2 separate regions of the Homo sapiens genome follow, and region 2 is linked to region 1. The links are chromatin contacts, found by Hi-C in ENCODE. All regions are on one chromosome and are shown on one strand. Each heading gives the region's core, a stretch centred on a gene start or an enhancer-like site at or near the end of the contact. The rest is flanking DNA. Distances are from core to core; before and after follow the strand shown. Region 1 has its middle 99 kb from the start of GRPR. Region 2 has its middle 49 kb from the start of AP1S2.

What was found. Hi-C counts contacts between places; a loop is a spot of excess contacts on that map. Pooled maps may share reads with other maps.
Region 2: a map with no recorded cell type shows a loop between it and region 1 (7-fold over the local background). The contact joins two enhancer-like sites. A Hi-C loop is called at or near these places in 7 of 37 single-sample maps with no recorded cell type and 3 of 50 pooled maps.

What each region holds. Positions count from the first base shown.
Region 1 is chrX:16,021,768-16,027,476 of GRCh38, forward strand. No RefSeq gene overlaps it. Among named protein-coding and RNA genes, the nearest start is that of GRPR, 99 kb to the right of the region's middle. Within about 2 kb of position 2,749, at least 4 of the 41 ENCODE cell types and tissues checked have a DNase peak (open chromatin) inside an H3K27ac peak, as active enhancers do.
Region 2 is chrX:15,900,842-15,906,550 of GRCh38, forward strand. No RefSeq gene overlaps it. Among named protein-coding and RNA genes, the nearest start is that of AP1S2, 49 kb to the left of the region's middle. Within about 2 kb of position 2,515, at least 4 of the 41 ENCODE cell types and tissues checked have a DNase peak (open chromatin) inside an H3K27ac peak, as active enhancers do.

The DNA of each region.
Region 1 (5,709 bases), core at 1,499-3,998:
ATTAATCGAGGCAGAAGATGATGGCTTGAATCAAGGTGGTATCTAATAGAGAAAATTAGATGGCTCTGAAGGGAATATCTTCAAGACTTGCAGACTAATGGACTAAGGAGAACTGGTAAGAATGACAGTGGGGACCATAATGACATCCTGCCAACAATTCTCTGACATGGGGAAACCAAGGAGGAGGGTATAGGAGGTGGGCCAAAGTGGGGCATTATAAATCAGGGTTTGACTTCATTGAGTTTCAGGTTACTTGGGAGTTTTCCAATGAAGCTGTCCAGTTGGTCTTTGGTGAAAGAGACATGGATTTCAGAAGACAGAGATCTATACTAGAACTAAGGTCCCGCAGTGTACAAATGGCAGTTAGAGCAATGGGAGTCACTAAAAGGATACCATGTAGAAAAGATACCATGTAGAATGAGAATAGAGTAGACCCAAGACAGAGGCTGGTGGAGCATTAGTGTACGTCATATAAAAGAGAGATCACAAAGGAGGCTTAAAGAGTGGCCAGAGGACTCAGAGAGGTCTCAAGAGAATGTGATATCAGAGAAACCAAGGAAAGACACGATTTCAAAAAGGACAGTCTAGTCAACAGTGTCATGTAAGAGAAACTGCAAAGAGCATCACTGAACTTATCCACAGTGACTTTACAAAGACCAATTTGTGTGGCTTGGTGGGAGCAGAAGCCAGACTGGGTGGACTGATAGGAGGGTGAAGGCTATGGAGGGCATATAACAAGTGCACACCACTCTTTCAGAAAGTCAGTCTTCAAAGAGGATGAGAGAAAGAGCCAGTAGCTTAGTGGAATATGAGGTTGAGGAATTTTGCTTTATGTACATAATGGGAGAAAACTATGCATGGCTGCCAACTAGAAAATGAGGTTGGGTGAAGATAAAGGTGAGAAAGGGCATAATAAATGGAGGTGGGAAAGGAATCAAGAGCATCATGGATGAGATTAGCCTTGAATATGAGTTCCCTTCCCCATGAGTCATTTCCTTTGTGGATGACTAAACAATAGAACTGTATTTCTTATACTGAGGGGAAATATATTTCCTTATAACTCTCATCTATTAGTCTTATTTCTGCTTCCTCAGCTCTTATATGGCTGCAATTCTGTTTCCTCTTCAGTTTCTTCTGTAAACATCCATAGTTCCTTCAAACATTTTTCATATGATTTGATCTCAAGCTTTCATTTGAGCAATGTTCAGCTTAAAATGTCAAGCCCAGAACTGTCAAAAAGCTTTCCAGATGTGGTTTGGCATATGCAGTACCAAGCCCACTGTTTATGTTTTCTTTCTTAATCTGAATATTAATATATTTAGTATTACACAATAATTGCAATTATGAGCAATTTTTTTCCTAAAAATGTCACACTATACAAACATTTCTTACGTGCTTATAAATAATTAAGACCCCCAAGTCTTTTTTCCAGAAACTGCTTTTTAACCAGATCTTCCATGTTAAAAGCTTAGTATGGGTCTCAAGTTTCTCTCTGCTAGTTTTGACTTATTCCAAGCTGTCACCCTATTGGATAGGAAATGGACTCTGACATCCAATATATTTTACTCTCTCCCAGTCAGTGCTATCAACTTCAACATTCACAATGCTGTTGTGGGAGGCAGAATTCTAAGATGATGCCCATGATTCTCACCCCCCGGTATCCACACTGTGGTGTAGTTCTCTCCCCTTGAGTGAGGGTGGAATCTGGGACTTGCTTCTAGATAATAAAGTATGGCAAACGTGAAGGGATTTTGCAGATGTAATGAAGGTCCCTTAGCAGTTGTCTTTGAGCTAATCAAAAGGGAGATTATCCTGGGTGGGCTTGACCTACCCAGAGGAGCCCTTTAAAAAAGGGTCCAGACCTTCTGGAAGATGAGACCTGAAGCAGGATGTCTCTTCTGATGATTTTGAAGAAACAAACAACCATACTGTAAACAAGCTATGGAATGGGTGGTCTCTAGGTTGAGAGCCTCAGTTCTCCAACCGCAAGGAACTAAACTCTGCCAACAACCTGAATGAGCTTGGAAGAAGTCCTTGAGTCCTATGATGAGACCACTGCTCCTGCCTTGATTGCAGAGGACCCAGCTAAAGCCCCACAAAACGGTGAGTTAATAAATGTATGTCGTTCTAAGCCACTAAGTTTGTTTTTCATTTGTTATGCATGATAGGAAATGAATGTACTTGTCTTGAGCATTACCGTCCATGTTTTGGGTAAGAGAGTTGGACTGCACAGGGAGAGAGCACTATCTGTTTGAGACTCCCTCCTCCACTTCTCACCTGTGGCTTCCATAGCATCCCTGATGCTATTTGCCCACCCAGGCTAATGAACTTCACTTGGTGAGAGGTAGAAAACATCACTGTAGTGCACCATATATTAGCTTCTGAGCCAGAAAAAAATAGAGGACATACTGAAAACCAGTTATGTTCGTATTGTATACTACTGTGGTACTTATTAACCATCCTGCTGACTCATTCTGTGACAAAGCACCTGAATCATGCATTAGCAGACCGTCTCTGTCATTGTGAGAGAGCCATTTGCCTCAAAATAAAGAATGTCTGTTAATATTCTGGGCAAACTTGAGACTCTTGACTGAGAGGCCAACCCTGCCCTCTCATTAGTACTTTGTGGGTGTCAAGACTTTCGTTAAAATTCCACTTCCTTTAATGTGGTCACCTTGGCATGCTTTTTGAATGAGTTTAGTGGCTTAGGGAGGATTGGTTTTTCCAAATACTAGGCAAGAATGCAGAAAGTAATTGGATTTGGTATACTTCGTAGCATTTCATCGGATTGCTTTGAGAAGAGCTCTTAAAGAAAGGCTTTATTTAAATCAGAACAAAGAGGGAGATTCAGCTGGAGGCACTGATGAGCTTCTATGGGATTCTATGACTAATGCTGCATGTCTATACCAGGCTTCCATGTAGACGGATATTATGACATTAGTGTGTGTAAACTCCACAGTGCTGAGGGAGGAGGGGAAGATGGTCACCCCACTCCATTTAAGAAAGTTTGTAGGAATGTAGTGAGAATCCAGGAGGCTGAATGGATTTTATGTTGCTTCATGAACAAGTGAGCAGAAAACTTCAGTTTTTGGGTGATTTTGTATCTCAGAGATGCTTTCAGGCAATAGCTCTGCACCCAGCATAAGCAGGCTGTCTCAACCTTAGCACTACTGACATTTAGGGCCAAGTAATTCCTTCTGTTTTTGTTTGTTTGTTTGTTTGTTTTTTGAGTTAGGGTCTCATAGGGTCTTGCTCTGTCACCCACGCTAGAGTACAGTGGTGTGATCATAGCTCACTGAAACCTCGAACTCCTGGGTTCAAGCGATCTTCCCACCTCAGCCTCCCCAGTACCTGGGACTACAGGTATGTGCCACCATGCCCAGCTAAGTTTTTCTATTTTTGTAGAGACAGGGTCTCACGATATGGGCCAGGCTGGTGTCGAACTCCTGGACTCAAGTGATCCTCCCACATTGGCCTCCCAAAATGTTGGGATTACTGGTGTGAGCCACCATGCCTGGCCCATTTAGTATAAATTTCAAGAAGTGAGTTAGTTGCCAGATCAAAAGAGCAGAATAATCTTAACACTCTTGATTTATATTGTCCAAATACTCCCCAAAAAAGTTGTATCAATATTCACTCCCAACAGCATATGAGAATCATTTGTTGCTTAGTATTCACATAGTTAACATTCACTGACACTGCGTATTTTTTAAGTATCAGGAATATATCTTTAAAATTGTCACTAATTATAATCTGTTCAATTTTGTATTTCTTATTTGAATATGAGTTTGTCTAATGACCAGGGAATTCACAGTTACTACTACCAATAATAAAAAATAGTCACATTGAAAACCCAGAGAAAAGTGAGCGAATATGGTTTTCCTTTCTGAGTTTTTGCTACTGCTTTCCTAAAACCTACTGTCCTGCTGGGACCATTCCTACAATTTCCAATCTAATTCCAACCTTCTTATAGGAGAGATGTGATCAAGAGCATGTTTGTTCAAGAGTTTCTACTCTATACACACAAAAAAACAGAGGATTGAATTGTCATTGAGCCAATTTGTTTTTGCCAATAATTGGGAAGAGCCTCAGATATCAACAAATCAAATACTTAGAGAGAAGGCTGTTGAAAAACTGGAAAGAAAGATCTAAAATGTCATGAATTTGTCCATGGATGTTCAGTTAATTATTCACTATAAGAGGTAATTTTCAATTCATCAAACCACTATCTATATTTATTGTTCTTAAGGAAGGTGAAGCACCAGCTTCTAATTAAGAAAACTAGCCTGGCTAATCTAACAAAATGGAAGTAAGAGGTTGAAGCCATTTACAGAACTTAGTTTCCTGCTGTTCATTCTGACTTGCCCAAGCTTCCTGATAGTAATGAAATTTTCTTCAGGTGGAAGACCAAGACTTGGGAGAGAAATTGAGCACGGAAAATCAATACTAAGTTTCAGTGGTTCCTGACCAGAACATTAAGCTCCTTTTTATGGCTCAGAAAGAAACAGATCCAAGTGACTCAGTCCCTTCTCCCTGGTTGGTGGGCGACTTCACAAACAATATTAGATTTTGGTTTCTTTAAAAACTATACAATTCACTCAAGTCTGAGAGGTTATTTTTTTTCAATGGTATAAATACTGACAAGATTTTCATCTTTAATTGGGTTGGCATTTTAATTAGGTATTAACTTTGTTCATGAAAACGAAGATGAAAGTAATTATTTAGGCTGCAGCCTTTTGAGAGGATAACACTTGTCAATAACATCAGAAAATGTTGGCAGTGAGGAAGGTCAGAAATGACCTCTGATCTTTTCTCACAGGATGTGCTATGAATTTGATGTTGTTAAGTATGTTAGTAAAAGAAAAATGAATGTAGTCCAGTTTGGAAAAGGTTTTCTTTCAATCCTGTAAGTAGATGATCTAAATCTTTTTTCTTCTTCAAAATTGCTGAAGATCTGTTTTATAATTTATATGTATCTATACGTTAACTGCATTGTATGCATATGTATGTATATATGTATTTGTATTCACATTACTCTAGAGCATTGGTTGGCAAACTATGGCCTGAGGGCTGAATGCAGCCTACCACCTGTTTTTTTTTTTCTTTCAAGACTGAGTCTTGCTCTATTGCCCAGGCTGGAGTGCAGTGGCACGATCTCGGCTCACTGCAACCTCCACCTCCGAGGTTCAAGCGATTCTCATGCCTCAGCTTCCCAAGTAGCAGGGATTACAGGCATGTGCCACCATGCCAGCTAATTTTTGTATTTTTAGTAGAGATGGGGTTTCACCATGTTGGCCAGGCTGATCTCGAACTCCTGACCTCAGGTGATCCGCCCACCTCGGCCTCCCAAAGTGCTGGGATTACAGGCGTGAGCCACTGCACCCGGCCCTGTTTTCAAAAATAACGTTTTATTGGAACAAGGCCATGCCCATTTGTTTATGTATTGTCTGTGCCTGATTTTATGCTACAATGACAGAGTTGAATAATTTTGACAGAGACTGTATGGCCCTTTGTAGAAAAAGGTGTACATATCCCTGTTCTAGAGCCAGATCTTTGTACTTGGCACATATTTGAATCAGAAGAGAATAAGTATTCATATAAAAATCTCTACTTATGAATATGGAAGGCCCTTGTTGGCATGGAGGAAAGAATGTGTAGAAGCATGAGAAGAGAAGCTCAGAATGTTATTAGAGGCCTCTAATAAAGAAT
Region 2 (5,709 bases), core at 1,265-3,764, 120 kb before region 1:
AGTCTGGAGGACAGTAGCCCTCATCTTACAGCTCCACTTGGCAGTGCCCCAGTAGGGACTCTGTGTGGGGGCTCTGGCCCCACATTTTCCTTCTGCACTGCCCTGGCAGAAGTTCTCCATGAGGGTCCTGCCCCTGCAGCAAACTTCTGCCTGGACATCCAGGCATTTCCATACATCCTCTAAAATCTAGGTGGAGGTTCCCAAACCCCAATTCTTGACTTCTGTGCACTCACAGGCTCAACACCATGTGGAAGCTGCCAAGGCTTGGGGCTTCCACCCTCTGAAGCCACAGCCCAAGCTCTACATTAGCTCCTTTCAGCCATGGCTGGACTGGCTGGGATGCAGGGCACCAAGTCTTTAGGCTACACACAGCAGGGAGTGCTGGGCTGGGCCCATGAAACCACTTTGCCTCATAGGCCTCCAGGCCTGTGATGGGAGGGGCTGTCATGAAGACCTCTGACATGCCCTGGAGACATTTTTCCATTGTCTTGGGGATTAACATTCAGCTCCTCGTTATTTATGCAAATTTCTGCAGCCAGCTTGAATCTCTCCTCAGAAAATGGGATTTTCTTTTCTATAGCATTGACAGGCTGCAAATTTTCTGAACTTTTATGCTTTGCTTCTCTTATAAAACTGAATGCCTTTAACAGCATCCAAGTCACCTCTTGAATGCTTTGCTGCTTGGAAATTTCTTCCACCAGATACCCTAAATCATCTCTCTCAAGTCCACAGTTCCACAAATCTCTAGGGCAGGAGCAAAATGCCAGCAGTCTCTTTGCTAAAACATAACAAGAGTCACCTTTGCTCCAGTTCCCAACACATTCCTCATTTTCATCTGAGACCACTTCAGCCTGGACTTTATTGTCCATATCACTGTTATCACTGTTAGCATTTTGGGCAAAGCCATTCAACAAGTCTCTAGGAAGTTCCAAAGTTTTCCACATTTTCCTGTCTTCTTCTGAGCCCTCCAAACTGTTCCAACCCCTGCCTGTTACCCAGTTCCAAAGTCATTTCCACATTTTCAGATATCTACAGCAGTGCCTTACTCTACTGCTACCAATTTACTATATTAGTCTGTTCTCATGCTGCTGATAAAGACATACCCGAGACTGGGCAATTTAAAAAAGAAAGAGGTTTAATGGACTTACAGTTCCACGTGGCTGGGGAGGCCTCACAGTCATGGCAGAAGGCAAGGAGGAGCAAATCACATCTTATATGGATGGCAGCAGGCAAAGAGAGAGCTTGTGCAGGGAATTTCCCCCTGATAAAACCATCAGATCTCATGAGACTTATTCACTACCATGAGAACAGCACAGGAAAGACCTGCCTCCATGGTTCAATTACCTCCCGCCAGGTCCCTCCCACAACACGTGAGAATTCAAGTTGAGATTTGGATGGGGACACAGCCAAACCATATCACCTTATATGTGTAATATAATCTTTTAATTGTATGAAGTAATTCGTGGTAGTTTGGGTTTTTGTTTCATTTATTCATTTGAGACAGGCTCTTGCTCTATCATTCAGGCTGGAGTGCAGTGGTGTGATCACTGCATACTGCAGCCTGGACCTCCTAGGCTCAAGCGATCCTCCCACCTCAGCCTCCCAAGTAGCTGGGACTACAAGTGCACACCATCATGCCCAGCTAATTTTTGTATTTTTTGTAGAGATGGGGTCTTGCCATGTTGCCCAGGTTGGTCTTGAACTCCCAGGCTCAAGCCATCTACCCGTCTCAGCCTCCCAAAGTACTGGGATTACAGGTGTGAGCCACTGCACATGGCTCATTTTGTTTTTATAATTATTATTATCATCATTATTATTATTTTTGAGATGGAGTCCTGCTCTGTCACCTCCGCTGGAGTGCAGTGGTGCAATCTCGGCTCACTGCAACCTCCACCTCCTGGGTTCAAGCAATTCTCTTGGCTCAGCCTCCCCAGTAACTGGGATTACAGGCACACACCACCATGCCCAGCTAATTTTTTTGTATTTTTAGTAGAGACGGGGTTTCGCCATGTTGGCCAGGCTGGTCTTGAACCCCTGACCTCAGGTGATCTACCTGCCTCAGCCTCCCAAAGTGCTGGGATTACAGGCGTGAGCCACTGTGCCCTGCCATAAATATTATCTTTAATTCAGTTTTGTTCACTATTTACTGGCTGTTGATGTACCCTTGTAAATTACTCTGATTTACTGCATAACAAAGTGAGCTTTTTTATTTAGTCATTCTAACATAAAATTTTTTATCATGCTGTGCTTTTTCACAAATATGTAATTGACAAATGCAAGTTGTATATATTCAAAGTGTGTTTTACTTTTCTTTAATGGATGGTAAAGACAGTAAAAGCTAAGAGAGAGATTAGCATTGGCAGGATTTCCATAGCAGAGCCCTTCAGGAGGAAGTGAGACTTTTGTTGGGTCTTCAAAGGGAGAAGTCACATAATCTTTGAAAGTGGAAATGGACGTTAGAGTTCATCTGCCCCACCTCTTCCTTTAGCAGATGAAGAAATAGAAATCTAGGGAAGTACCGTTTTCAAAAAAGGCTTTAATAAAGTTTCAACATTATCAGACCAACCGCAAGGTAATTGTAAGAGGAGAACCCCATGGCCCTACAATTGCAGGTTGTTTCTTTTTCTAGGTCTTTGCCTCTCTGCTCAGTGTATGCTCCCAGTACTATTCAAAGGGCCCTGAGTGGGTGGTTCAGATGCTGTTAGTCACTGACAGGGATGAGCGGACAGGAACCTCAGATCTCTCCTCTTCCCCTCTTGACCCCAGCAGGTGTTGCCTGTAGCCTATTAGATTACATCTGGGGCAGTGCGGTGCCAGCTGATGTACTGTCTGTTGTGGTTTATGCCTGGGGCTATGGTCCACCATATCCAAAGAGTACCAAGTGCTTAGAAATGGTACATACTATTCACTTCATCCTTAAAGAGCTGCTTCTCTTTATCATACAATTCGCATTTAGGAGGCAATTTGTTTGATAATAATAATAATACTAGTAAGTAACTCTCTTACTAGTCTTAACAGTGACTAGTAAGAGAATTATAATTCCCTCTCCCACCCCCAATCCCCACCATTTGTTAAAAAATAAAAGATGAAAGGGAGACTCAGATAAGTTAGCTTGCCCAAGGTCACGTCTTCCAAAATGGCAGAGTCAGGTTCTACCTCAGACACCTGGCTCCAAAATATGTGCTGTTTTCACTATAACTCACTAACTGTGAACTGTTATCTTTGTCATTTTGTTTAATCCTGTTTTCCTCTGTCATGAATTGGCAATTAATTTATAGTAATTTTTTTATGGTATTAGCAGTTCACTGAAAATAAGGTTGCCAGATTAAACACTAAGCAATATTTGGAACATTTTTTTTTGTTTGTTTGTTTGGCAGAGTCTCACTCTATCTCCCAGGCCAGAGTGCAGTGGAGCAATCGTAGGTCACTATAACTTCAAACTCCTGGGCTCAAGTGGTTCTCCCACTTCAGCCTCCTGAGTAGCTGGGACTACAGGTGTGCACCACCACACCTGCCTAATTTTCATTTTATTTTTTTGTTGAGACAGGGTCTTGCTATGTTACCCAGGCTGGTCTCAAACTCCTGGGCTCAAACGATCCTCCTGCCTTGGCCTCCCAAAGTGCTGGGATTACAGGCATGAGTCACAGTGCCCAGCCTGGAACATGTTTATACTAAAAAATTATTTGTTGTTTATCTGAAATTCAAATTTAACTGGGCAACCTCTATTTTTAATTTGCTAAACCTGGCAAACCAAACCAAAAATCTTTGAAAAAATATTATTTCTAGTGAGGTTATCCCCCTCATAAGGTAGAGAAACACATGGAATAGGTTGGTTACTGAGTGAAGACCTTAAATAAGTCTTCTCAAGTCTTAACGAGGGTTAAGGATTTGCCCCCTCCACCCACCAAGGGAATTTGGCAATGTGTGAAGATGTTTTTGGCATCCTGACTGGAGAGGGGTGGTGCTACTGGCATCTAATGGGTAGAGGCCAGGGATGCTGCCAAACATCCTACAATGCACAGGACAACTCCACAACAAAGAATGATCTGATCCAAAATGACAATCGTACCAAAGTTAAGTGACCTTGCCTTAAAATTTTCGCTGGTCAACCAGTAAAGAGAATTCTAACTTAAATTTTCCTTAAAAATCACTTAGTATAAAAAAAGTCACTTATTTATACTAACATAGTATACATCCAGAAGTACTATATATATAACATTAAATATATAATATTAAATATACATATACATATTTAATCCCTTTGAGGCTAGCAATACATTTCCATATAAAGATTTGTCTTTTTCTATTTCCCAGTAATATAATGCTAAAGCTGTTTATTTATCTGGACTAGTTAATTCACAATTATGGATGCTGGTAGCAGCAAAAGTTGACTCAATTTTTAAAAAATACCTTAGCATTTATGACCATAGACTATTGATTTCAGATTTGAGTCTTTACTTGTCTTTAATTATGTTCATTGAATAATGTTCTTGTACTAAGGGCAGGCTTAGAAATAGTGGTCTTGGGAAGCAACCTAGATATCAGGTTGAGCCATATGGTGGTCAAAACTGGTTGAATACTGGCAATTTAATGTGGTTTGACCTGATGTATGCTGTGCAGTTAGATGGCACAAAATGAAAATGAGCTTTAATCCAATCCATGCTTCGAATCACAGTTAGAGCCTTCGTTGGTCCCCAGAGCTGCTGTAGCTTTTGGTCCTGGGTTAGAACTTTTGCTGAGCAGTTGGAGAGGCCGTTTTAATTTTTTGTTTTAATTATTAATGGAATTTGGGAAACTGTCTTTCAGCTCTTTGCAGCGCCAGCCTTTTTCTCCTTTATCTGCATCCACGCATTTCACTGAAGTTGGTCATATAGAACTTGGGCCCCCAGGTGCACAAAATGTGCCCAAGCCTTTAATAGCAAGTAAGTCAACCAGTAAAGAGAATTTTAACTTCAATTTGTGGCCTTTAAAAAGTTGTATCCAGATTTATCTCAGGGTCCTGAAGTAAGAAAAGGAATAGTATATTATAAATGTATTTCTTTTAAGGAGCCCCTAGAGGTAGGGGACACAAGAGAAATGCCAACTGCCCCTTGTTCAACACTCTTGAAGATAAATATTTGCTACATTTTAGTGTAATAGATTTATAAAAAGAAACTTCTGTTTTTTTTAAAAAAAAGACTAAAGACAACATATACTAAAATGATTTGAATTTTACAGATGATACCCTGCTAATATTTTTAGTTCAGCACCATCTGTTTATCTGAAATTAAATTTCTAGCAAATGGTCATGCCAGGAGATGCTGTTTTTATTTTTATGTGCAGCTGAAACAGAGAATAATAAAAATCTGCTTGAGTTGAAGAAATATGTTCATAAAATGTTTCTTTTTTAATCTGAGTTGGCTGAGAAAATGACTTTTTAATCTAGTGGCAGCTGCTTTCATTTGGCTGGTTTTCAGTCTAAATAGTTTATGTTGGAGACAGATCATTTGTTTTATATTTGGATGTAGTATAATAAACAGTGTCTTTTGAGCTATGAGGAAGACCCAGATATCACAAATATCTTATTATCCCTATTAGCCTATCTTTCTAATTATTTCTTGTTTCTTTAACCAACACAAGTGGCATGCAATAGGTCTGTAAATTGAAAGTACAAGTGGCAAATTGCATATCACCCGATTGCTGTGTTATTTTTATTCAACTCTAAGAAAG